3 separate regions of the Homo sapiens genome follow, and all the other regions are linked to region 1. Evidence: chromatin loops called from intact Hi-C (ENCODE). Cell type or tissue: MCF 10A. All regions are shown on one strand.

What was found. Peaks named below come from ENCODE experiments on the same cell type or tissue, not always from the same donor. Only the 100,000 strongest peaks of a DNase experiment are listed, where the experiment ranks them.
Region 2: a loop joins it to region 1, with 12 times the contacts of the local background. A loop is called at or near these places in 2 of 110 quality-filtered maps.
Region 3: a loop joins it to region 1, with 6 times the contacts of the local background. A loop is called at or near these places in 5 of 110 quality-filtered maps.

What each region holds. Positions count from the first base shown.
Region 1 is chr14:68,136,104-68,144,103 of GRCh38, forward strand. All of the region lies in intron 7 of RAD51B (RAD51 paralog B), which reads left to right. The region is part of intron 2 of LOC105370546 (a long non-coding RNA gene); the gene reads right to left. Among named protein-coding and RNA genes, the nearest start is that of RAD51B, 320 kb to the left of the region's middle. RefSeq lists an enhancer at 1,547-2,531. In MCF 10A, no CTCF peak of the experiment used is centred here; DNase peaks (open chromatin) are centred at 1,808, 4,278 and 7,408.
Region 2 is chr14:68,396,689-68,404,688 of GRCh38, forward strand. The region is part of intron 8 of RAD51B (RAD51 paralog B); the gene reads left to right. It overlaps LOC101927971 (a long non-coding RNA gene), which reads right to left and starts at 7,634. Exons shown (of 4, transcript XR_245776.5): 1 at 7,315-7,634; 2 at 3,611-3,783; 3 at 492-578. RefSeq lists enhancers at 475-1,201, 7,372-7,531. In MCF 10A, no CTCF peak of the experiment used is centred here; a DNase peak (open chromatin) is centred at 4,843.
Region 3 is chr14:68,207,415-68,215,414 of GRCh38, forward strand. The region is part of intron 7 of RAD51B (RAD51 paralog B); the gene reads left to right. Among named protein-coding and RNA genes, the nearest start is that of RAD51B, 390 kb to the left of the region's middle. RefSeq lists enhancers at 3,145-3,344, 3,515-3,794. In MCF 10A, no CTCF peak of the experiment used is centred here; a DNase peak (open chromatin) is centred at 3,647.

The DNA of each region.
Region 1 (8,000 bases):
TGACTTGCCCAAACATAGGAAAATCTTCCAAAACAGGATCTAGACTGTGTAATTAAAAATCAAAATTAGTTAAGAATCAAACGTCTGAATTGAAAATTTAATTTTTAGTTAAATTATTTGCTATCCAGTCATCTTTAATATTTTGTTTTGCTGTGAGCAGGGTCACATATGACAAATTAAAGGTGGATCAGGCCGGGCACAGTGGCTCACACCTGTAATCCCAGCACTTTGGGAGGCCAAGGCGGGCGGGTGGATCACGAGGTCAAGAGATCGAGACCATCCTGTCCAACATGGTGAAACCCCATCTCTACTAAAAATACAAAAATTAGCTGAGCATGGTGGCACATGCCTGGAGTCCCAGCTACTTGGGAGGCTGAGGCAGGAGAATCGCTTGAACCCGGGAGGCAGAGGTTGCAGTGAGCTGAGATCACACCACTGCACTGTAGTGTGGTGACAAATGAGACTCCATCTCAAAAAAAAAAAAAAAAAAAAAAAAAAGAAGTAGACCAGCCATACTTTTAAAAGCTTATTGTAACAAACACATACTGCTTATTCCATGCTGGTGTGTTTTGTGTTCTTTGCAAATGTTAACTAATTAAATCCTGACAATAAACCTATTAAGATAGATATTATTAACCTCATTTTACAGATGATGAAACTGAGACAGAGGGAGACTAGATAACATGCCCAAGGTCATACAGTTAATAAGTGGCAGAACCAGGGTTCAAAACCAGTCCAGAGGCTATGCTCTTAACCACTATACAATGGTCCCATATTGTAGTTAATCAGGTATTTTTCCATATAACACAATAAAAGCATTGAACTGGGATTTTCCTATATTTGAGAAAACAGTATGGAAATAACAGATGGAGGTATAGAAGTTTTTGATAAGCTAGGCATGTTGGCTCATGCCTGTAATCCCAGCACTTTGGGAGGCCGAGGAGGGTAGATCACTTAAGGTCAGGAGTTCGAGAGCAGCCTAGCCAACATGGTAAAACTCTGCCTCTACTAAAAATACAAAAATTGGCCTGGCGTGATGGCACACGCTTATAATCCCAGCTAGTCGGGAGGCTGAGGCAGGAGAATCACATGAACCCGGGAGGCGGAGGTTGCAGTGAGCCGAGACCACGCCACTGCACTCCTGATAGAAGGAAAACTGGACCTAAGGATTTGAGTTTTGACATTACTAGTACAAGCTGTGTGTAACTTTGGGGAAGGCTGCTACATTAGTTTCAGTTTCCTATTGCTATGGTAAGAAATTACTACAGATTTAAGTTACATAAAACAACCCAAATTTATTATTTTATAGTTCTTGAGAATTTTAAAATCAAAGTGTTCTTTAATGACTACAAAAGCTAATACACTGTTAACCTCTTTCCAATTCTATTAATACCATCATTATCTTTAATAGTTGCATGGAATCCACATGGAATGCACCATAAATGAATCGAAATCTTATGTTGAACATTTGTTTACTGTCTTTTGCCATTATAAACAATATTATGATGAACATCCCTAAATATATGCCTTTGAATACTTGTTCAATTTTATTCATTGGGGCAAAAAGGTATGCACATTTTAAAGAACTACAGTCCACAGGTGTTCATGCAATTGCTGAGGGTTTTCTGAGAAGGTGAACAAGAGCAGTCTATTTCAAAACTACTGAAGCCCTTTTTGCATGACTGACTGGCATTCCCTAACTGGGCCTTCTTCGTTGCCCTGACACTGCCTGTTGCTGCTCCTCTGAGAAGGAATGTGTATTCACAGATGAGGCGCTCCATTAGTCATGGTGCATTTCCTGGGCCCTGGAGACATGGGCATGACATCACCAAGGGCCAATGAGAAAGGATTCTCTGTAGCAAGCTCTCAAAACTCTTTAGAGGATTGTAGACTGTGTGTTCTGTTCCTAGCCCTCAGGGTGTGATTTGAGCTTGCCTTGCTCATCCAGCCATAGTCTGGGCACAAAAGTCTAGCTTACAGACCCAAGAAGCCAGGACAAGCTTGAAAATCTGCAGAGCTGCAGGCAGATTCCCATTTAGTATTTTTTTTTTCCAGGGCTCAGGTTGTTATTCCCAGAGTTTTCCACTCCTAATGATGTTGTTACTTCATGTGGTAATGGGTGGGTGGTGAAAGATGAAGTCTGCATTAAATAAAAGACATTTGGCAGTTAAAATTTCTGGGTAAGTATAGGTTGGTAGCATAACAAAATCAGAAGTACATTTTACCGTTTTGTTACATTGCTTTTGTGTGTAGTTTCACATAATAAAACAACATCTTTTAACAGCAAAGGCTCCTAGCAAAATGAGTGTGGCTTAAAATAGGGCAATTACCAAAGAACTTTACTGAGGGGATTAGTAACTCATTAAATCTTTTCTCTTCAAGGAGAAAAGAAACTTAAAAAAAAATTCTCTTTTCTTGGGTTTTAAGCATTTTGGATAAAAACTTTTCTGTCTTTCTCTGTATCTGTCTCTCTCTCTGCTCCCTAATTTATGTATTTATTTATGAAAATGATTTGTGGAATTTAGTCAGGGATAACTTTGTTAATTCTGCACACCAGGAAGTCTATTGAAAGACTTATTTCCTAATTGGCCCAATCTTTTGCTAACAAGGTATAATTGTAAAATTATCTTTTTAAAAAATAGTCAAGGAAATTAAGGCTCAAAACTCAATGTGAGCTTACACTGAACAGACTTTTATAGCTTAACTCAGTAGTTGAACCTAAGAGCTGTGCTTTTCTATCTTCATTCAATCTATGATTGAATGAGAATGGTTCTTTTAGTATTTTTTCATGTTTAATTCCTTTTTGATGAAGTCAAAGAGAAATTGGGAAAAGTAGCCATCTTTATTAGTGTGTTATCTGTGGATGCCATATACTATGGAAGAACCTGCCTCTACCACTTTTAAAAAAATGTTTCTGCAAGATAAAGATGATTTTTTTTTGTAATTATAGCAGCTTTTATTTTTAAAAATCACTTGAAACCGCATGAATTTATCCTTATTTCCTAACATATATACCAGTAATTAAAGGACTTTCCTCTAGAACTATAACATACTATAAGACAGGGCACTTTTCAACACTTCAGAGATCCTCCTTCAAAGATCTCTGTGCAATTCAAAACATTTATTACTAAAATTTCAAAACATCTCTGGAGATATTCTAAATGGTTTTTTTTTTTTGGCTTGTATAGATGAGAAAGTTGAGGTACAGAAAGATTGAACCTTGTACTTTGTGTCAGTCATAGAAGCAGATACTGCATACATAAATCATTCTTTTATCAAAACTCTTAAGAGGACAGTTCTTTGTGTCTTTGTATAAAATTGTTCTTGTTTTCCTTTGACAGCTTCAGGCTTTGCCTTATTAACAGCAGTGCTTATTTTTCAAAACCCTTTGATTGAGACAAAAAAAAAAGCAGGTTCATCTAGCCTAGGCAGAACTGGAAGAAGCCCTGAAAGGGATAAATTACCTAAGGGGTGGCAGTGTGGGGCATGGGAGCACTCCCACTGCCTCACTCTTAGCAGAGTACTTGATTCTTCTCAATCCCATCCCACAATTTCTCCCACCTGAACCAATATTTGCCAGTTTTCTACTCGAGGGTTGCCATGACTCCTGATGAGTTAATATTGGTAAAACACTTTAAGCCTTTGGAAAAAGGTCTCATAAAAGTGTACAATTGGCACTGGCCCTGATAGTAGTCACAGGCTTTTTGAGTGGGCACTAGGCACCCTCAGATAAGGTTAACCAGATCCCTGTTTTTGGCGAGGACAGGCTCTAGAATGAGGTCTGCTGCTGCCATCTTGAGAGAACACATCTGGTTTGAAACGTTGAAAGCCAGGTGACCCTTGAAGCAGCCACACAGTAATGTCTCCTCACTGCTTCTGCTTCCTGCTAATTTGGGGAGCAGCAGGTGCCTCCCTGAGAAACCCTGCCAGAGGGTTGGCATGCCATGCTGATCGTCTCATTAAGCCCTAAACTTTTTCTACAGAAGAAAACTCTCAAAAGGCGATTCCAGAATATGACAGAGAGAGGTCATGACAGATAATCAGATCAGTTTATAAAAAGTTAAGGATGAGTCATGTCACTCCTAAAGGAGTTGGCATCAATTTATTACACAAGACCAAACACTGAAGGAAGAAAAGCCTTTAGTCTCATTAAGGAGCCCAGACAAAAATCCCACTTAATCCATCTTGCTTTTCCTTTTCCTGCAACTCAGCTGGTGTGCAGGTGTAGGGCAGCTTGGCAGAAGATTTGAACGTTTGGAAAAGGGAGTCATTACTGAAAGTCACTGACACACACTTCCCTTGGAATGCTGCTGATGTCATGGAAAACCAGGACCTTAGCAATAACCCCTAACAACCACAGCTACAGTAAACAGTAAATGTTACCTCCACCAAGGCATTGGTTTTTAAAGAGTTTTAACAGGCCAGGGCTTGCCAGCCACAACTCATAAAAATGTTCTTATAATTTTACCCTACTCTCTAAAAGTGCTGGATAACTGCTGAGGTTTCTCTGCCACTTGGGATGCAAAGCCAAATTCACGTCACTTTCAAGGTTCACTAATCAGAATTTACAGCATTTCTTTTGCAGTCCTCTTCATACCCCCTGCCATGCTCACAGAGTTAGGTCTGGTAGATTTCATACTTTTTCAAAGAAGTCTCTTGTCTTACTGAGTTGTCTCAATTTCTGGTGATGGTGTGAATTAATGTGCCAGGTTTTGACTAGTGTTTTATTAGTCTAGAGGTTAGGCAAATCTGGTTAATTGATAGCACTCAATCTATAGGTTATATTCCAATCAATTTGAAACAACCGGGCAAAGTGGCATTCTATAGTTCAAACTCTGAACTGGGTATTGTCAAGGTGACCATATAATTTATCATCAAAACTAGGATATTTTTGAAAGTAAAGGGGCTCTATTAATAATTACTCTGAGATAACAGCAATAAACCGGGACTGTCGAAGCAAGTTGAGCATAGGGTCACCCTTGTTACTGTGCCAAGAGTCACCATCTAGCTGTCATTTATTAAGTCAGACATTGAAGAAACTTGCAGGAATGCAGAACAGTGCCACTCTTCTCATGAACATTTTTTGTTTTAGAAAATCTAGTCATTCTCATAAAAATGTTATTTATGATAAGATGTTATGAGTTTATTAGTGTTAGTTTTAAATGAATTAAATAAATGCTTTAAAATTCATCTATTTTAATTTCTAATATGGTAAATATAATCCTCCCAAGTAAAAGCTCTATAGGTCTTCAATAATTTTTATATTCTTAAAGGGAACCCAAGACTAAAAGTTTTGAGAATTGCTGCTTTTTCTCTGCATGGGAAAGAATATACTACTAAAGCAAAATGATAAATTCCCTGGCAAGAGAGACCAGCTTAATCATGATTGCATCTGCTACAGCACTAGCAAAATGTCCTGCATATAGTTAGTATTCTGTAATACATAAATATGAGTAGACAAATCTCGTGTGACAACGCTGAAAAGTTGCTGTGTTTTCTGACGTTTGGGTATTACATTAACATTATTATTTGGTTTAAGTCTTTGTTTTTTGATATTCAGTATGTTTGGTACTCTTTGTTAATCTTATTTCGACACAACAATGATGATGTCATTTTTCCTTCGAAAGTTTTATGGGATAGATCAAATTTCCTATGAAATGAGTATGTTAGATAAGAAAACATAAAGCATAATAAAAGTAGGACTCCTTTCTTTTAACCTGCCTAACTCATGTTTATCCTTTATCTCAGGTGTCATCTTCTTCATTTGGCCTTCCTAGACCTTCCCAGGCTGGTCTGCAGCCCCTCCCATGTGCTTTCAAAGTACCTTTTATCACAAGACTTATGACTCAGGGTCATTCCATTCATATGTTGGTTTCCCCAGTTAATTTTGAGTGCTTTTATGTCAGAAGCATCCTTTAATTTCCTTATTCCCAGAATTAAATGATGCTTGGTAAAGCTATTAAAGACTATCTGTTACACTGAAATGAATATAAAGAAGGAAAAACTAGTTAATTTAACTTTTACTAGTTAATGAAGTGTTTTTTTTTTAAATGTCATATGACATGATTTCTATAGTACTGGAAGAAAAAATTTTTTAGAGTAAAGGAAACCACAGTTTGAGGAAAGAAGATAGATTGCTTTGTTATGACCTTACATGCAGATTGATTTACATCTACCTACCCCTCCACTCTCAAACTCCTTTTCAGAGTTAGACTCTTTTAAGCCCTTTAAGGGTTACGTATTTCTGAGTATGTGATTTCTGTCAATATCAGAAATTATTTCCATTGGCAAAAAAAGTTATGAAATGATTTCTATAATATAGGTTTACTTTTGTTGCAAGTAACTTTTCATTCTTTATGTTTTTCTTTCTTTCAAATGAAAATATTATCTTCTATATTTAAATTTGTTCCTTGAGTTAGAAATATAATATTTTAAATCCATGCTTAATTTAATTTAGAAGACATCTCCAAGGCCTAAAATTGACTTGCTGTTTTGTAAATCAACATGACAGGATAAACAGAGGCCATAGTTTATTTGGGAAGCAGCATGATCGTCATGATTTAATAATAGTGATAATTATATGTAATAAGTAAAAGTAGGAATCTAAGTTTTATGAAGATGGTTTTTAATGCCATGTGTTTTGCTTGGTTTTAGTTTGGGTCTTTTCTCTGAGTGCTGTTCTGTGCCTCCACATTTGTTTCTCTTTTTGGAGACCACACATTTTGGATAATTACTTACCAAACTTATATGCAAATTATTGATGAGAGTCAGAACACATCACAGTTTTTATCAAGTCTCCACTAAAAAAGGGGTTGGGGGCTTGCAGTGAGCTGAGATGGCACCACTGCACTCCAGCCTGGGCGACAGAGCAAGACTCTGTCTCAAGGAAAAAAAAAAGGCGCGGAGGGCGAGGGGGTGGGGGGGGAGTTATTATGCTGTCTGAGATGGAGTCCTAAAGGAACACTGTGATTTCTGTGGACAGGTGACTGGCTGGATGGGGATGAGAGAGCTGGGTACTTGTCCCAACTTTGCCACTTTCTAAGTTTTGGTGTGTTTTTAGCATGTCACCTTACTTCTCTTAGCTGCTATTAGTGTCCCCATCTGTAAAATCAGTCTGATCAGGCTGGGTTAGATGATCTCCAAGGTCTTTTACAAATCATCTAATTCTATAGCTTGTGTAGTCTTCTGTCAGGATTTCTTGTTCTTGAAGTCCCTAGTTGACAGATAATGGTGTGGAAGGAAATGATACATGGCAGAGTCCTGAATGACCAAAATGGACTTTGTCCACACTTATGTGCTAATCTCCAAAGAAGAAGAAAATACAAATGGGCCAGCGGCCAAACATGAAAATGGTGACAGTGAGCAAAACATTGAAGCAGACAGCTGAAAGCTTCATTTCCTGGCCCGGCTGCCATGAGAAATGCTGTGCTTGCCAAACCCTTCAGGCTGTCAAGGCCAGAACTTTGGCTAGCTCTTATTTTGAGCTCCCCCCATACCACACACACAAACCACACAGGAAAATTGTCTCTCTCCCTTTATATTTGTGCCTTTTGGCTACACTTCTATTTATGCCAAGTCCTTGCCTAATCTCCTTCCTTCCAGCTGTCACTATACTCTGCCTGTTGCTTTCTGGGGGCTTTGAAAAGCAGCTGCAACCTTCAGAGGAAGCGCAGGGTGGTTGGCATTGGTGGAAGGGTATTGTAAGTGTGTGTGGACTCTATCAGAACCAACCGTCACTTTTACCTGGTTTATGGACAGTCCAAACAGTGTTCTCACTCTCTTTCCTTGGCAAATGTTAGAACTGATGGCTTTATTTTTTTCTCCCTCCCTTCATCTTCAGGGATTTTTTTTTTCTCTTCTACATTACTCAGCCTTTTTGTCTGTGAACATCCTGTGGAAGATTTCATTTATCTTAGGTTCTTTGGCCAGGCTGCTCATCATCTTTTTTTTCCACATAAAACATATTTACCTAATGAGAGAACTTAAGATGGATAACCAGA
Region 2 (8,000 bases), 260 kb after region 1:
TATGACTAAGAGTTTCCCAACAATAGGGAGAGAACATTATTAAAATATGCTTTTCTAGAAAGGCCCAAATGACTCTGAATAAGAAACTGAATATTATAATTTAATGAGGAAAAGAAAATGAATGGGATGTCCAGAAAATTGGGGCGGGGAGGGGGTAGTTTCCATGCATTTTCCCTCCTAGAAAGGGAGATTAATGGCCATTCTTGTAATATCTAAATGGCCAAAAGAAACAATGAAAAGAAAAATAATGAATCAGACTCTGGGGTTTAAATCCTGACTCTGCCACTTGCCAGGTGGCCTTGGGCAAATCACTTTCTTTGTAGCGCAGCTTCCTTCACTAGAAAATTGGTATGATAATGGTACCTCCCTCACAGAGATAATGTATGTAAGGTGTTTAGCCTGGAAAACAATAATTATCCCAAAGTGTTACCTCATAATTCTTTACTGTAATGTCTTATATCAACTGACATCTGAGATGTGGGACACATTACCCAAAGTTGGTAGTCTTGATCACTTTGCGGATGCTGGTCATTTGCAGTAAACCCATAGTTCTGTCTCATTTCTGGATAAGCATTGGCCTTCGAGGAAGAAGGAAATTGGTTTGCTTAAGAATTCATATTTTGCAGATGTGAACTGACTGGCTACTGACACCAAAACCAGTTCCCCCAATTAAAATAACCCTGCTAGCCTCAGCACATTTTGTTCATGAGCTCCCTCTCCCGCCATGAGGCGGCTGCCTGAAAGTACTTGACTGCCCTACCCTCCACTCCCCGGGGATTGGGACATGCTTGTGAAGAGATACTTGAGGAAGTTAAAGCAAGGTCATCTCCATTGCCTAAGCCCCACACCCTGGTAAACTGCACACTGTTTGGACCTTGAAACTTGTGAGCTGCGAATTCCTGTCATAAATGGAGTTTTCCTCCCTCCTGTGGCCCCAGTTTGTGGTGAGCCTTGTGTTGGCATGGTGGCCATGGGGACACCCCTCGTGTGTGTGTGTGTAGGCCCCCAAAAGGAGAAGTGTAGCAGCTTCCCTCAGCCTTGCCTCAGAAAGCCGGGTCCAGATGGCCAAGGAAGCACACTGCATTGAAGGAACTCTGCAGCCAGAGTGAATTTACCAGTGTGGGAAACAAAAACGTTCGGGTTCTGGTCTAAAATTCTGGGAGCAAAGGACACTGGGATTGCCTCCACCAAATGTCAACATTTTACTTCTTCCCCCACCCCCTTCTCAGAGCCTCGAGGGCAGCAAACATATGTGAGGCCAGCATTCCATTCCCTCCCACGCAGGAACATATGCTGATTCCTATCAGGATCCTCTGCTTCCCAAAGAGGCTGATGGAGATGGGGAGGGAGGAAAGCATAACCATAAATCCTCACACTCTGGGCAAGGTGATAATTGAAAGCATTCTCCACCATGACGTGCTCTCCAGTGCCAGGGCAGCAGGCAGCTGGGACAGCTAAAGCTGGGGAAGGCCTGGGCCGGGGCCCAGCTCTCCCTCTGACCAGGTGAATTTTGGTGGTCAAGTCACTTCTCTGCCTATGAAACGGGAATAAGGATTGTATCCATGTTGTGGGATCAAAGGAAGCACTTTAAGTCAAATTCATCAGATGCACTTAGGCACTCTGGAGTTTTCAAAGCACCTCAGCATTTCTGTCTTGTCTCACTTGATTCTTTTTGCTCCCCTACTTGCACTCTGTTCCTGCTGTCACTGAGGAAACACAGCAGAGTGTGAACTCTGAAAGCTGACCCTTGTTTGGTGTCTTGAAGCAATGCAGGTCAAGGAGCAAGACTGAGGAGGGGCCTTAATGAGGGTCTCTGAGTGAGGACCTGGGCCCGGTAACCAGCCCTGGCCTGTTTCATGCCCAGGCTATCAGCCGCCCCTCCTACCAAGTCTCTCTGAATTAATATTTTGGGTGTCTCCTCAGACAACAGCTCCAAGCAGATGAATTATGGCAGTTCTAAAGGGTATTTACATCTCTTCTCTCTATTCCTCTTGGGAAGCAGGGTGGGGGATTAAGTCAGTCTTAAAAACTGGCTAAAGGGCATTCTCCAGAATGATGTCTTCTGAGATTAAAAGGACACAGAGCCACATCACAAGATACTAGGTGGAGATTTTCTAATACAAATGCATGCATGATGGTACATGGACTGTCTGCGGGATCTGAGGAGTCTGTAATTGCAGGCAAAACAGCAAATGCCTAATACATGATTTTTTTTCAAATGTTAGCATATATTAGGATCATCTGAGAGAGGTTTTTGAAAATATGGACTCTTGGGCATCACCTCCAAAGATTCTGATTCATCAGGTTTGGGATGGGGCCTAGGATTCTGCATTTTACAAAGTTAACAGATGATTCTGATGTATAGAAACATATGAATGCCCTAGTAATTTCTCCAGAGATCCAATCCCATGTCTTGATTTTATATCAATGACCAAGTAATCTCTCTGGAAAGGCCAACCTACATTTTCCCACTAATTTTTTTGGGGGGGAAGGAGAGTTCAAACCTACAGAAAAGTTCCAAGAAAAGTATATTGAACTCCCCATATACCCTTTACCTGATTTTTTTTTGTGTTTTTTTTTTTTTTTGAGATGGAGTCTTACTGTGTCGCCCAGGCTGGAGTGCAGTGGCGCAATCTCGGCTCACTGCAAACTCCTCTTCCCGGGTTCACGCCATTCTCCTGCCTCAGCCTCCCGAGTAGCTGGGACTACAGGCACCCGCCACAATGCCCGGCTAATTTTTTAGTAGTTTTGGTAGAGATGGGGTTTCACCGTGTTAGCCAGGATGGCCTCCATCTCCTGACTTCATGATCCACCCGCCTTGGCCTCCCAAAGTGCCGGGATTACAGGCGTGAGCCACCAAGCCCAGCTCTTTACCTGATTTTTAACACTTTGCCTCATTTATTTTTATCTCTTGTATATTAGTTACCAATTTATTTTATAATATTGTTAACTTATTATAATTATCTTTGCTGAACCATCTGAGGGCAAGTTACAGATATCATATCCTTTCATCCCCAAATACTTCAGCATTTATCTCTTAAGAACAAGAACTTCTCTTACATAACCACAGTACAATGATCTCACCCAGGAAATTAGTATTGATACAATACTATTATATAATATACTGGCAATATTCAAACTTTGCCAGGTGTCCCAATAATGTACTCTATGGCAGTTTTTTCCAGGATGCAGTCCAGGATTAGACATGGCATTTTAGTTGAAATGTCTTTTTGCACTAATGGTTTTTAAAGCCATTGATGTTCTCCCAGAAAAATTTTTCTTCAAGAACATATTTCCTAATAAACAAATCATATTTCTTTTCTCTTCTGTTCTTACTGCTTGCAAAGAGCCAGTGATCCAAAGTGGGCCTGAAGCAACAGCAGGCTTACCCAGGCCTGATTCTTCACAAGCTAAGGCCTGGGCAAAGGACCCTCTCTCAGCCCTGGGTTTGCCTTGTGAGCTGATTTCCTGAAGGCAAACCACATGACTGCTGGTGTGTCCCCTTGCTGTTCAGTCAAGTGGGTGGCCACCTGGCTTTCTCCTTGTCCCAAAGTACTTCGTTGGATATGTAAAGCGACCAAATGTTACTTCACTGTAGTTTGAATCTTACCCAGAAAGAGTGACTGGTAAAGGACATGCCACTTTGCACCCTTCCCAGCTCTCTCCAAAGGCAGCTGGCTGAATGCACACTTCTGAGGGTGATGTTTTTTCCAGCACTCAGGGATATACCCAGTGTGAGATCAGAATCAGCAGCTGTATTCATTCTGCCTCAGCCAGTGCCATCTGAAACAAACATCAAGTGGTCAAAAAATGAGATGGTGACCATGTATAATACACAAGACTTATTAGAATTCAACTCTGGTATCCGCCTGCTGCCTCTGACTCTACAATGGGAGCAGGAAAGCAAAGCTCATACCAGGACAGCTGAAAGGTGTGGTCTGAGGATTTCATGGTGAACAGATAGAACACACTGTGGGGGAAAAAAAACATATTTTATGCAAGCATCTTTCTGGCTTGTCTTGAATGAAGCTAAATTTAAAGAGAAAGTGCCACAGATTTCTTTAAATGGTTAGGTTTTTGTTTTCTTTGTTTTATTTTGCTAGTATTTACTTAAGGGTAATATGTGTTTTCTGTAATGAGTGAATTTATTTTTAATTAAAAACTTATTTGCAAAGGTCAAGAGATTTCACTACAAGTCACCATTCAGGATTTTTTTTTTCCTTTCCTTAAGTAGAAGGTAGCAAGGGGAAAGCTGTATTGGAGAAAAGGTTCAGGGGCATGGCCTCCTGGAGAATGTTGGGAGTTGAGCTGATGGGAGGAGATTGCTTCTTTTTATTCAGACAATCTAGTTCTGTTCTTCTTATGCCTACTATTGTTTTCCTTGCCATCTTTGAGACCTTGATGATCGACACTGCAGACACAGCAGAGAATCCTAGTACAGACTGAAGCTTTTCGTATAAAGTGAGCATGCTCACTGTGATTCTGGACAGTTCCTACATAGTATCTCTGTAGGATAACATATGTCTTGGTTTTCTCAGGGCAAGCTCAGTTTATCTCTGTTATCCCAGTATAACTATTAAAATGTCCCCATTTCATTTTCAAAAATGTCCTGGTTGGATAAGAACTTAAAGTATTTTGTTAAGACTCTGGGAAACTGAAGGTATTTTCTCCCTGTCCATGAGCCAGTGGAGTTGTTGAGTGATTTGTGCTGGTGCATACCAGTCTCTAGCCTAGTGGATGGCTCACCCCCGCTTCTCCCCTACCTTGTGCTATGGAGGATCCATCCCTAACTCTTGCATTCCAGAGGTTCTGATTGCCTCACTTCTTCCTGTCTTCTGCTTCACATTTCTTACCTTTCTCAGTAACGAGTTTGCTGAGACTTGCATCAGCCTAGGTATGTTGTGCAAGTAAAGCCTCTGGACTGCATTCACTCCTTTCACCTCCAGCCAAGAGACATCAGGAATGAAATTTTCTGCTTTACTAAAGTGAAGCAGCCCATTCTTTACCAGCCAAATGCCTTCCTCGGTGGGTAAATGGTATTAGTTGAAGCAGTTATTACATAGTTTTATGCCTCAGATCCTGTATTTATAAATCTGAAAGACGACTAATAGCTTTAAAGTATTTTGAGAATCTCAAAGCTCAGAAGATTATAAATAACAAAAGATATATTTTTTCGTATCTAAAATGGTAGCACAAATACTGCGGTTGCTTACTTAATAGATAGCGTGTGGTCCCTGAGCCATTGCAGCTGATGGGTTTTTTCCAGTGCTCTATTTATAGAGCTAGGTCAGAAATATCACTTCCGTTGGAACCTGACCTATAGACCATTGTCAATTTTAGAGACCCAAGGAAGTAGAATGCACCCTAAATACAGCTGGTTCACAGATTCAGTTAGTGAACCACAAGCCCTCAAGGAAATTAATTTTGCTGGAAGATAAATGTCTGAGCCTATCCCAGTCTCTTTTCTTTGACACCTTTGTCCTGTGGTCTCACAGAGCTTGTAGGTCATCTTGAATCTTTATTCTAAAAATAACCTATTATAGGCAGTTTCCCAGCTTTAATAACTTACTCATCCTCTTCGCCTTTTGTTGCTAAAATTCTGCATTGAATGGAACAAGAACTGATGACCTGCCAAGAGAGGTAACCAAGATTCTCAGTCCCTTCCCCAGTTCAAATGGATGGTCCAATAAAGAACCATGCTCAGCAAGTGCCAGGGGCCTAGTTTTAAACAGGAGAAGCTGAATTGAATGGATGATGAATTGAATGAATGAATTGAATCCTTCTGATCCCTAGTCTCGCACTCAGACTCCCGTCTTTAAGCTTTGTTACTATGAAGTTGTGTTTGCTGGGACTTGGCCACTGGTCAGCACAGGTTTACCCATCATAAAGTCTTACTAAGTAGGGTAGACTAAGAAAATCTCTAGTCTGGAGAGAAATCTGCTATCAGCAAAAGAACCCATGCCTGTGCTCTTTTCAAGCACAAACGGGTGCTGGGTAGGGCACAGCGATTCAAAGACAGCGCATGGAGTGGTGCATTCTCAAACTTCCTGGAACAAGTGAGGTTCTCGATGAGGAACTCATTCATATCATCAAAATACCAAAGACTCAAAGTTTTTTAATAAGGCAGGAACTATTGAGGTCATTTACCCCTTCTTGTCATGGATGAGGAAACTGAGGCTCAGTGAGGTTAGGTAACTGCTCATTACCAAGGCCTACTCTGAGGTTCTTTGTTACACTACTCTCCTTCTCCCACCTGGTCTCATCAAAAGCCCAGACGGAGTCAGAAATAGAACTGCAGGGTCCTGCTTTCTAGCCAGCAGCTGGCCACAGGCTATCATGCATTACATGGAATGTGCTTCAGGACGTGAGGACAAGAGATATGAACGAGAATGCAGTTCCAGTGGTAACATACCATCTTCTTCCCTGGATTTATTTCAATCCTGAAAACATTTGTAGGTATTGTTATTCCTTTATTTTTTTAAATTTCCTCTTTCTACTCTAAATAAATGGGCTTTCATCTGCAGGGACTGGAGGGACCAAATATCCAGAATATCCAGTCCGCTAAGGCCATGAACTTTTCCTTCCCCTCTGTTCCTATTTTGGGAGTCATTGCTTTGTTTTTTTGACTTTTTTTTTTTTAACATGGAAAAGCATTCTTTTAAAGTTGACCCTTTTGCTGCAGGGCAAATGCTTTTCTGTTATGCACTAGAGATTCAGTTTGATCTCCTAGAAATGCTTAGCACAGGAGTCATAAATTGAAATGTTTTCAGAGAAGGAGCTTTCTCATTAAGAGCTTTCCAACAGGCCTCTTCTAAATACTGACACGGGTTGGTACCAGAAGCCCATCACCTTTTTGGAAATCAAGGCTACATAGCAACCTGGTTATCCTCCTCCAGTCTGATTGCACGAGGGCTACACCCCATGTATACAGAGCAGAGAGACAGCTCCTTGCCTTGTGAGAAATTCGTCTTCATAACCAACTCCCACACCAAATGAGTAAGGAATTGGATCCAAAAGATAGTCATGAAAGATATTCCAGAATCCAAATCATGTGTTTTAACCACTTTGCAACTAAGATTTACTATCTTGCCTCATTGTTAACAGAATAAAAAATGCAGGAGATAATGATTAAACTTCTTTCCTCCCTAGAATTTCATCTTCAGTGTTTGATCATCATTGTTCCTGTCACTTATACATATCAAGTATCTTCATCTAAGGGTCATCAAGAACCTCTGGTTGCCTGGAGGCCAGAATTATTATTCACATTTTACAGATGGGTTAGCAATCACAGAAAGAGAACATGCTTTGACTTACCTAAAAGAGTCTCTGAGAGAGTGGAGAATGAATGTTCCCACAGTCTTTTACAGAGCCCTGACTTCAGTGTGAGTAGATTAGATTTGCTCTATGTAGCTTACACAGAGACTTCTACAGGCTCAATCCCATAACAATGAAAATCCTCAAAAATGAAAATATTTTCAAAGCTCAGTTCACGTATTTGATTTTTGTATTTGCATTGGAATTAACCAAATTCCAGACAATGAAGTTATACTGCTTTGGCAGGTCTAAATATCACAATCATCAAAAAGGAGAGAGAGGGAGTGAGCACCTCAATTTTTAGAACTTCCTCTTAAAGTGAACATAGAGAAGGTTCACTTATCTGTTTCCTAACCAATTAGGTCATCTTGCAGGAAATCACCTTTTCTTAAAAGCCAGTAGGCAGATTCCTCCTACTTTAAATTTCCCATCAACAGCATTAACAATCATTTATGCCAGCCCTCTCACAGGAATGCTTGAAAGTCAAAAGACATAAGAGACCACTAAGTTTTCTAGTTTAAAATAAGGTCACAACTTTATAGTAACTTACAGTTTCCCTACCTCCCTCTCTCAAGTGATTCTATCACTGCAATCACCCTTCAATTGCTTTCCTATACTTGAGGCCCTATTAAGTAAACTATCTTTCCAATCCTTGCCAGATTTTTAATTCTACAACCAGAGAGGAT
Region 3 (8,000 bases), 71 kb after region 1:
TGCAGTGGGGGAAGATAGAAAATCGAAATTCACATGACAGGGTGAAGCATAGTGATTAAGATTAGGAAGTCATCCACACAGAGTTAGGAGAAAATACATCTAGAGTTTGCCAAATCCAAAGGCAAGACTGTAAGAAAAAGATACTAAAAGAGAAAAGAGCAGAGGATGTCTCTGCATTTTGTGATACATTAAAAAGTTATGGTAGGAGAAGGAGATAAATTAAGAATAGCCTGGGGAAAGAGATGTAGAGAGTGAAGTCAAAGAAGCAGGGGAGCCAGTACTAGGTAGAGTCATGGTGGTCAGGATTAGAAAGAATTCCAGCAGTCCAATACTGCAGAATAGTCAAGGAAAATTGAAGACCGAGACTGGGCCTTTGGATTTGATATTTGGTTACCAAAGGTTTTTAAATCTGGATTTAGGAACTCATTTGAGATTTTTTTTTTGAGAATATAACTTTTAAATAACAAGTCAGCTCACGTTAATTAATGTTTAATGTTTTGGGGACATTTACATTTAGCTTTTCTTAACCTTTTAAATGTGTTCACTAAATATTATTTTATTTCTAACTGCAGGCTAAGCAAGTTATACTGTGTGTATAAAGTGCCCAAGTCTAAGAGGCATTGTAGACAGGCTATTTTTAGGGAAACTCATGTTTTTCTTTAAAAGTTCAGCTAGCATTTGGAATCGATATACAGTATAATATTTAAAAAAAAAAACAACATATTTCCTCATCCCCCAAGAGGTTTCTTAAAATAGCATGTAATCTTACCTACAGTGGGAAAAGCCTCAAATTTTATAAATTGGGTTGGATCTAACCCAGATTACCTGACCAAGAGAGTCCCCAAGAAAAACAAGGTGTGGTAAAGGTTATAGTAATGGTAATTAAGAAAGTTGTGTTGTGCCTGCTGGGCCTCACTAAAAGCAATGACCCAGCCTGTGGCTACTGGCATCATTTTGACTGCTGAGACATGCTTTCTTTTGGAGAGAAGTCCAAACCAAATCTTTGCCCACTTTGAAAGCCAAGATATTCTCATTCCTTTCAGCCACAGAAAGGGCTGGTTTTTCTAACAGGATCATGTCCGTGTGACCTTCTGATGTATCAACTTGTTTTCTATGCAGTATATAAACAATAAAGGGTTTAATTTTAGTTGCTTTTCTTCACAGAGTCATGGAATATTACAAATGTTAGAAGCTAGAGAGGATCTTTGAGGTTATCTGCTTTAAGCCCCTTGCTTTCCACAGGAAAACACCAAGGCTCAGAGAGATAAAATGTGTCCATGCTGGACACAGCTGGAAAATGATAGAGCTTGAACTCAGGTTAACTGACCCTCCATGCAGGTCTGTGGCTGCACCATACATTACAGCATCTCTATTCAACAGTAAAACTCATTGGGGTTATATATTATACCCTAGTGGATATTACATCTGTGGGATGACAAGCTGCATTATGATAGAGTTGCACTGTGCTCAGCAGCAGTTGAGTAGCCAGCACCCACAGGCAACCTCTATGGGCAATCTGAAAGTGAAATCTTTACTGAATTGAATGGAATCTGTGGAGATCTTCGATAGTCTTCCCTTGAGGTGAAATCTTGTTTTGTTGAGTGGTTTAAGATGTTTTCTAGGGTGTAGCACTTTGCAGAAGTGCTTTCCTCTTTCATGATAGGTGACCCAGTTTGGAGATCAGGAAGATTTTGTCATCCTTCACATTGCAAGACTTGAAGACTTGCAACTCAAAATGGTATATTTTTTTCTTTTCTTCCAATAGAGAACAATTCCACTCTAGCACTCAAGTATCTAATACTTTTGGGACATGTTGAAACTGTTTCCATTTCATCTGATTTCACTCAGCAATTATTTATAGAACTCTCTGTGAGGTAGGCACCATGCTAAGTATCCTGAGGCTGACAAAGACATCCTTTCTAAGTTGAGGCAGTGACAGAGGGCACAGCAGCCATTGCTAATTGTCCTTGCTGCAGCCTTGTTGGGTGACACCTCTGGCTTCCAGGGCCTCATATTTTCACAGCTTCACTGATAACTCTCTGAGAGGAATTGTCCCTCCCACTAAGATTCCCTTCTAGAAGATGAGTTTTTCCATGAGCATTTTAAAATTTTCTTTGTTGCCTTGTTCATTTTTTTTTCCAACATTTAAAAGAGCAGAAGTGAGGGCGAAGAGAAAGGAGAATATTTAGATCTGAAAAATGCACCAGTCCACTTTTAATCTACTTTTGGGAAGATGATTGTAAGATATTCTGTACCCACTTAGGGATCTCCTGCCCTTCGGATACACATGCCTTAACTACCATCTTGCTAGAATAGAAGGTCCTGTGTTTAGGCATCAAAGAAAGGAATTGCACTGAGAAATTTTAGTGATAATTCTTTTATTGTAATCGTGATTTTCTTCCTCCTGCTAATCTTTTTAAGTGGTATTAAAGGAAGCTTCTTGCCAGGCAGTAATATTCCTCCATGAGCACACGATCTTTTTCCTTATTTGGCACTGGAATTTCATCAGGCTGTATTAGTCTGAGCGAAACATACTCTAGGAATACCTTTTTTTTTTTTTTTTGAGACAGAGTCTTACTCTGTCACCCAGGCTGGAGTGCAGTGGCGCCATCTCAGCTCACTGCAACCTCCGCCACCCGGGTTCAAGTGATTTTCCTGCCTCAGCCTCCTGAGGAGCTAGGACAACAGGCGTACGCCACCATGCCCAGCTAATTTTTGTATTTTTAGTAGAGACAGGATTTCACCATGTTGGCCAGGCTGGTCTCTAACTCCTGACCTGAGGTAATCACCTGCCTCAGCCTCCCAAAGTGCTAGGATTACAGGTGTGAGCCACCGCACCCAGCCAGGAATATCTTTAGAATAGTTCTATAGTTAGGAACGTTGAGACCAGGTAACAAGGGATTTATTCAATGGGATGACAATTTTTATACACCATGCCTGAAGCAAATAAAGGTGATCAGTATTTATATTGCAGTATTCAAATACTCTGGAGCCAAATAGATAGGACTACCTTAAAAATGTTCTTGTACATGTGGGTTTGATCTTAAAGATATTAGGGATGGTAACATACCATTCTATGTATATACATGACCAGGCCTTAGGTTACTTAAGGGTGATGGAATGACCATTGTGTGTGTCTTGTGTCTTGGTGGCCTTCAGTGAATTCTGCATGAGCTCTAGTAGTAACTGCCACTGCTGTAGTATCATGGAAAAAACACTGAACTTAAAATAGTTTTCTTACCTGTAACAAAATGGACAACAATCTCACAGAGTTTGTGTGAGAATTAAAGGAGAAAATACTTGGGAAGAAGTGCTTTGAAATCTCCATTGCACTCTGCAAAAGCAAGGAAATGCGCTTGTGATCAGTATCATGTTGACGTGGAGTGAGTTACTCCCCAGCTGTTCACGATATGGTCGCCCACAAAGAGCAAGTAGGTCACTTCACCAAACAGAATTCTGTATGTATTACAGAAACTCCCAGGCTGAGTCACCAAGTAAAATGAAGGGCAGTGTGCTCTATTTAAAATGTTCATTTCATTTTCGCATTCCATTCTTTACTAACAGAATGGTTTCACTTCATTTCCAGTCACTTTCATTTTCAGGTTGTCAAGCTTCACTTAGTGTCAGTTGTGTTCCCACACTCAAACATGTGCCTTGTCTTCCTTGATCTTCTCTCTGAGGATGTTTCTCTGACTAATGTGCTGTGGTCAGAACAAGAGCATTGCCACATGGTGCATTTCCTAGGTAGGCATGTCTAAAATCATTAAGTGGCCTAGCTCAGAACATTCTTTGTGACCCTTTCCCCTCCCCACCCAGTGCCTAGTGACTGATTTATCTGAATATAAGGCTACTTCCACTTTTAGTTCAAGGGCCTTGCTCCCTGCCTGCAAGAATCTCTCTAATCACATTGCCCTCCCTCCACCCGCTTTCCCCATTGAAACCAATGTTTGGAGAAGATAGAAGAATGAAAAGAACATCTCAGGTCCTGTTTTTGTACCACCTTCACTATTGTAGCACCTCTTTTGTGTTGCCAACTGAATATGGTATACATGGCTTTAAGGGGGAAAAAAGAAAAATAAAACATAAGAAAGTAGGAGAGCTCCTAGCTTTCTTAAATGAATTAAAGGCCTTAGGCCAGAGTGAATTATATTATAGATTGTAGACTAGATATGGTGGGGAAGGTTACTCAACAACTTGGTTGGGAAATAAATTAATATATAAAACCATCAGATATCAGAGCATAGTTGTGGAAAGTCACCTAAGGAAAGTCATTGTCTCTAGGCCAAAGACTGGCCTAGACGTAAGTAATGCACCAGTGTGTCAGAAAGGGGGTTGGTCGACATCAGAAGCACCCAGAGGCAAACACTGGTTGTGCCCTGTACCCACAGTAACTGTCCATAGAAATGTGAATGTTGGTAGTCTTCAAAGTTTCAGTGTCACTGGCAAGTCCTTCTTTGTTGGAAATTCAATTTAACATTCAAGTTCTATAGCAAATGCCTCCTATTATGATGTCTTGTGTTTACAGTTTGCCTCTGTAAGTAGAACCCTCTAAAGGGAAAAATGCTCTGGTCAGATTGTTATGGTCTGTATGACAGATACATAACTGTTGTAAATCAACACATTGGCATTCTCGTTTGCTCCACCAGTTTGTTGTGAACTTCGTCAGGGGAAGGCATCATGCCTAAGTCTATTCAACTCTGGGATACTGACAAGGTCAAATTTCTGTGCCTGCAAGGCTGGGACTGGACCCAAGCTGTACAGTTCATACAATGAAATAGTGCCATTTAGTAAAAAAGGGAGATAATATGGCACTTGGTTGGAAGTTTGGCTCTAGAATCTGATTGAACTGGGTTTGAATACTAGGTCAGCCACTTACATGCTGTATGACCTAAGACCCCGCTCTAAAAAGGATATTATCTTTACACTGACCTCAGAGGGCTGTTTTGAGAATTAAATTAGACAATCCATGTAAAATACTTGACTCAGAGCCTTACATAGAGCTGTTAGCAGCAGCAACAACAGCAGCACCAGCAGCAAGGTAAATACCACCATGTGTGTCCTTTGGGTGGTCAGCAGTTTGCTGAACAATTTGGACTGGTTTAGAACCCTCCTAACTCACTACTGGGGACTTTCCATTGGAACCACAGCACTGGGTAGTGACAGAATTTGCCAGTGTAATCACATCATTTATGAGAAATGATAGCAATAGGGTTTGGTGTCATAGTAATGGAAAATGGCACTGGACACTATCCTAATTTTGAAGAAATGGAGTGAAGAAGAAGACATGTTCCAGAATGCACAGGACATTGATCTTCAGCAAATTTTTAGAGTGGATTACTGAATGATTACGTGTGAGAAAAATGTGATTATTAGGAGTCAATATGAGCTCATTGAAAACAAAACATTCCTATTTCTAACATCCTTAAAGTCTTTCACAGTTCATCTTATTGGTTATGGAAATGTCAAGGGATAGATTTTTATTTCTGGGAGGAGTTTGGCTAAGATTTTTATGATACTCTTGTTGTCTTGTTGAGGTTAAGTAGATTCATAGCTGGTTGAACAAATGTCCACTGGCAGTTTTGACCTGATGGATGGACTAATGTCCATCTGGAGAGGGGTCCTCAGGGTAAGCCTCAGGAACCTGTCTAGTGATGCTGTTCTATCCAATTTTCTCATTAAAAATTTCTGACGAAAGCACAAATAATGTGCTTTTGCAACAAGTGAGATAGGATTTTTTAAAGATCTGTGTAGGTTGATGGGCGGATTTGCTAATAACAACCATATGTAGCATTTATTGAGTACTTACTGTGTGCCAGGCAAAATGCTAAATGTGTTGTATGACTTCTCTCATTTAATCCTCACAGTGACCCTCTGAGGTGTATACTAGTAATATTCCATTCTATAGATAGATGTAGAGGCACAGATATGCTAAGTCATTTACCCAAGTCCCACAGCCAATAAGAGGCACAGATGGCAGAGGACCATTTGTCTATCACCAAAGCCCATGCTCATAACTGTATTATGCTACTAGAACCAGTGAGTCAGAATTTTACACAGATTAATGTAAAGTCCTAAGCTAAGGTTAACAAAATAGTATGTTAAGTCTTGAAGGAGGAAGCTTAGGTTGATAGCAAGTAATAAGGAAAAGATTTAGGGACATTAGTTGGTGGGAAACTCAATGTGATTCAATACTAACGTATACCTACTTTTAAAAAAGAACAACTAATAGGAGGGTGCATTATTAGAATATAGCATCATGGATCATGGTGGCAGTAGTTCTTCTCTAAGAGTCCATGTCCAGAGTACTAGGTCAGGTCTGTCATTAAGGGGGTCCTTGACCATTATAATCAGGAGAATAAGAGGTCTGGATTTACATCCTAAGAGGAAAAACGGTGAACTAATGTCAGGCTGGAAAAGAGAAAAACCAAAGAGGAATATGAAGACAACCTTCAAATATTAACATAGTTACATGATGAGAAAGAGTAGATGCCATTGGTGTCTAAGAGAGTAAAAAAATCACTTCTCATTCCCTGTTGAGAAATGGACTCTGGCATCAGGTTGATGGAGAACAAAATGTCAGCTTTATTCCAGTAAAACCATATTAGAGAATGTGGCCTGATCTGTGGCTACAATCAGGCCTTTTATACCCTTCCCTAGTTAAACACACTCTCAGAGTCAGGTAAGGCCCTGGACAACTGTTGTTTGCAGGAGGAGGGCAGTTCCTGTGTGAAGGAGAAGGAGAAAGTGTGCATCCTGAAGCCAGGGGTGCACCTGACTTCTCGACTGTGAATGAGAGAGGAGGAAACCTAGTTCATATCTGCACAAAAATTCTTTTTGGTATCCTTGAAGTGGGCTGAAACAAAAAAGATCAAAATGTTACTCTAGCAGGAGGCCACTCATGGAAACCTTAGGCAGGGGAATTGTGTTACCCCTGGTACTTACCAACTTTAACTTCAGTGGGGCAACCAAGCCAATGGAGCACTCTTATCTCTGAAATGTTTGGCCTCTGTACAGAATGATGTGAAAAAGAATCTTCTAGCATGGGGAGGTGGAGGGGAGGGATGTCTAGATTACTTCTACGGCCCCCACTCCCTAAGATTCTTTTGAAATCAGTTAAGACACGCATAAATAAAAAAACTCCAAGTAAAGCATGTCAGTATTTTAAAGGCTTATTTGTTTGAGCAATGAGAGATGATCAGTGTTCTAAGTGCTATGGTTCATCATGTTCTGGAGGTGGCTTTGTTCCAACTGTTTGTTCACGAGTGTTTTGAGTTAAAGGGAATTACAGTCTACAAATTTATGCACATGGCACTTCACAGAATAGAAGAGGCCAACTTCTGGCCTCTTATACCCACATGCAACAAATACAGCTCGTGTCCTTCCCCCAGGACTCAATTTGTAAGCCTCTTTATTGCATTGTGCTGTAGTAAAAAATTCTCAGTTTTGTGGGCAACCTGTGAAACCAGCCTTCTTTTATTTCAACTTTGTTGTTTTGCCTTTATACTGTGAATTAAATGAATCCTTGGGGGTTCTAATTATATTATGGAAAAAAGAACTTGATATTCTGAGAAGCTGAAGAACAATTTGTTTTCCTCAGCTAGGTATTTAGGACTTTTAGGATTTAGTTACCATTTTCAAAAAACTTGAAGAAGATTAATTATCTCCATTGCCTCAAATGACAAAGATAGTATGTTCAATTCTCTCCTGAGTTATCATCATAATAACCCTATATTCTTAATATGGCCTTTTATATTTTACAAAGTTTCTCAATAGGGAATGAGAAGAAAGTGATTTTTTAATCTCTTAGACACCAATGGCGTCTACTCTCCCTTATCATATAACTATCTTAATATTTGAAGGTTGTTTTCATCTTCCTCTTCAGTTTTTCTCTTTTCTCTTTTACCACAATAATCATCACAAATAATCCTGTTTGGAAGGTGGAGAAGAGGAAGCAAGACAGATATTATTGTACCCATTTCAGAAATAAGGAGAATGGAACT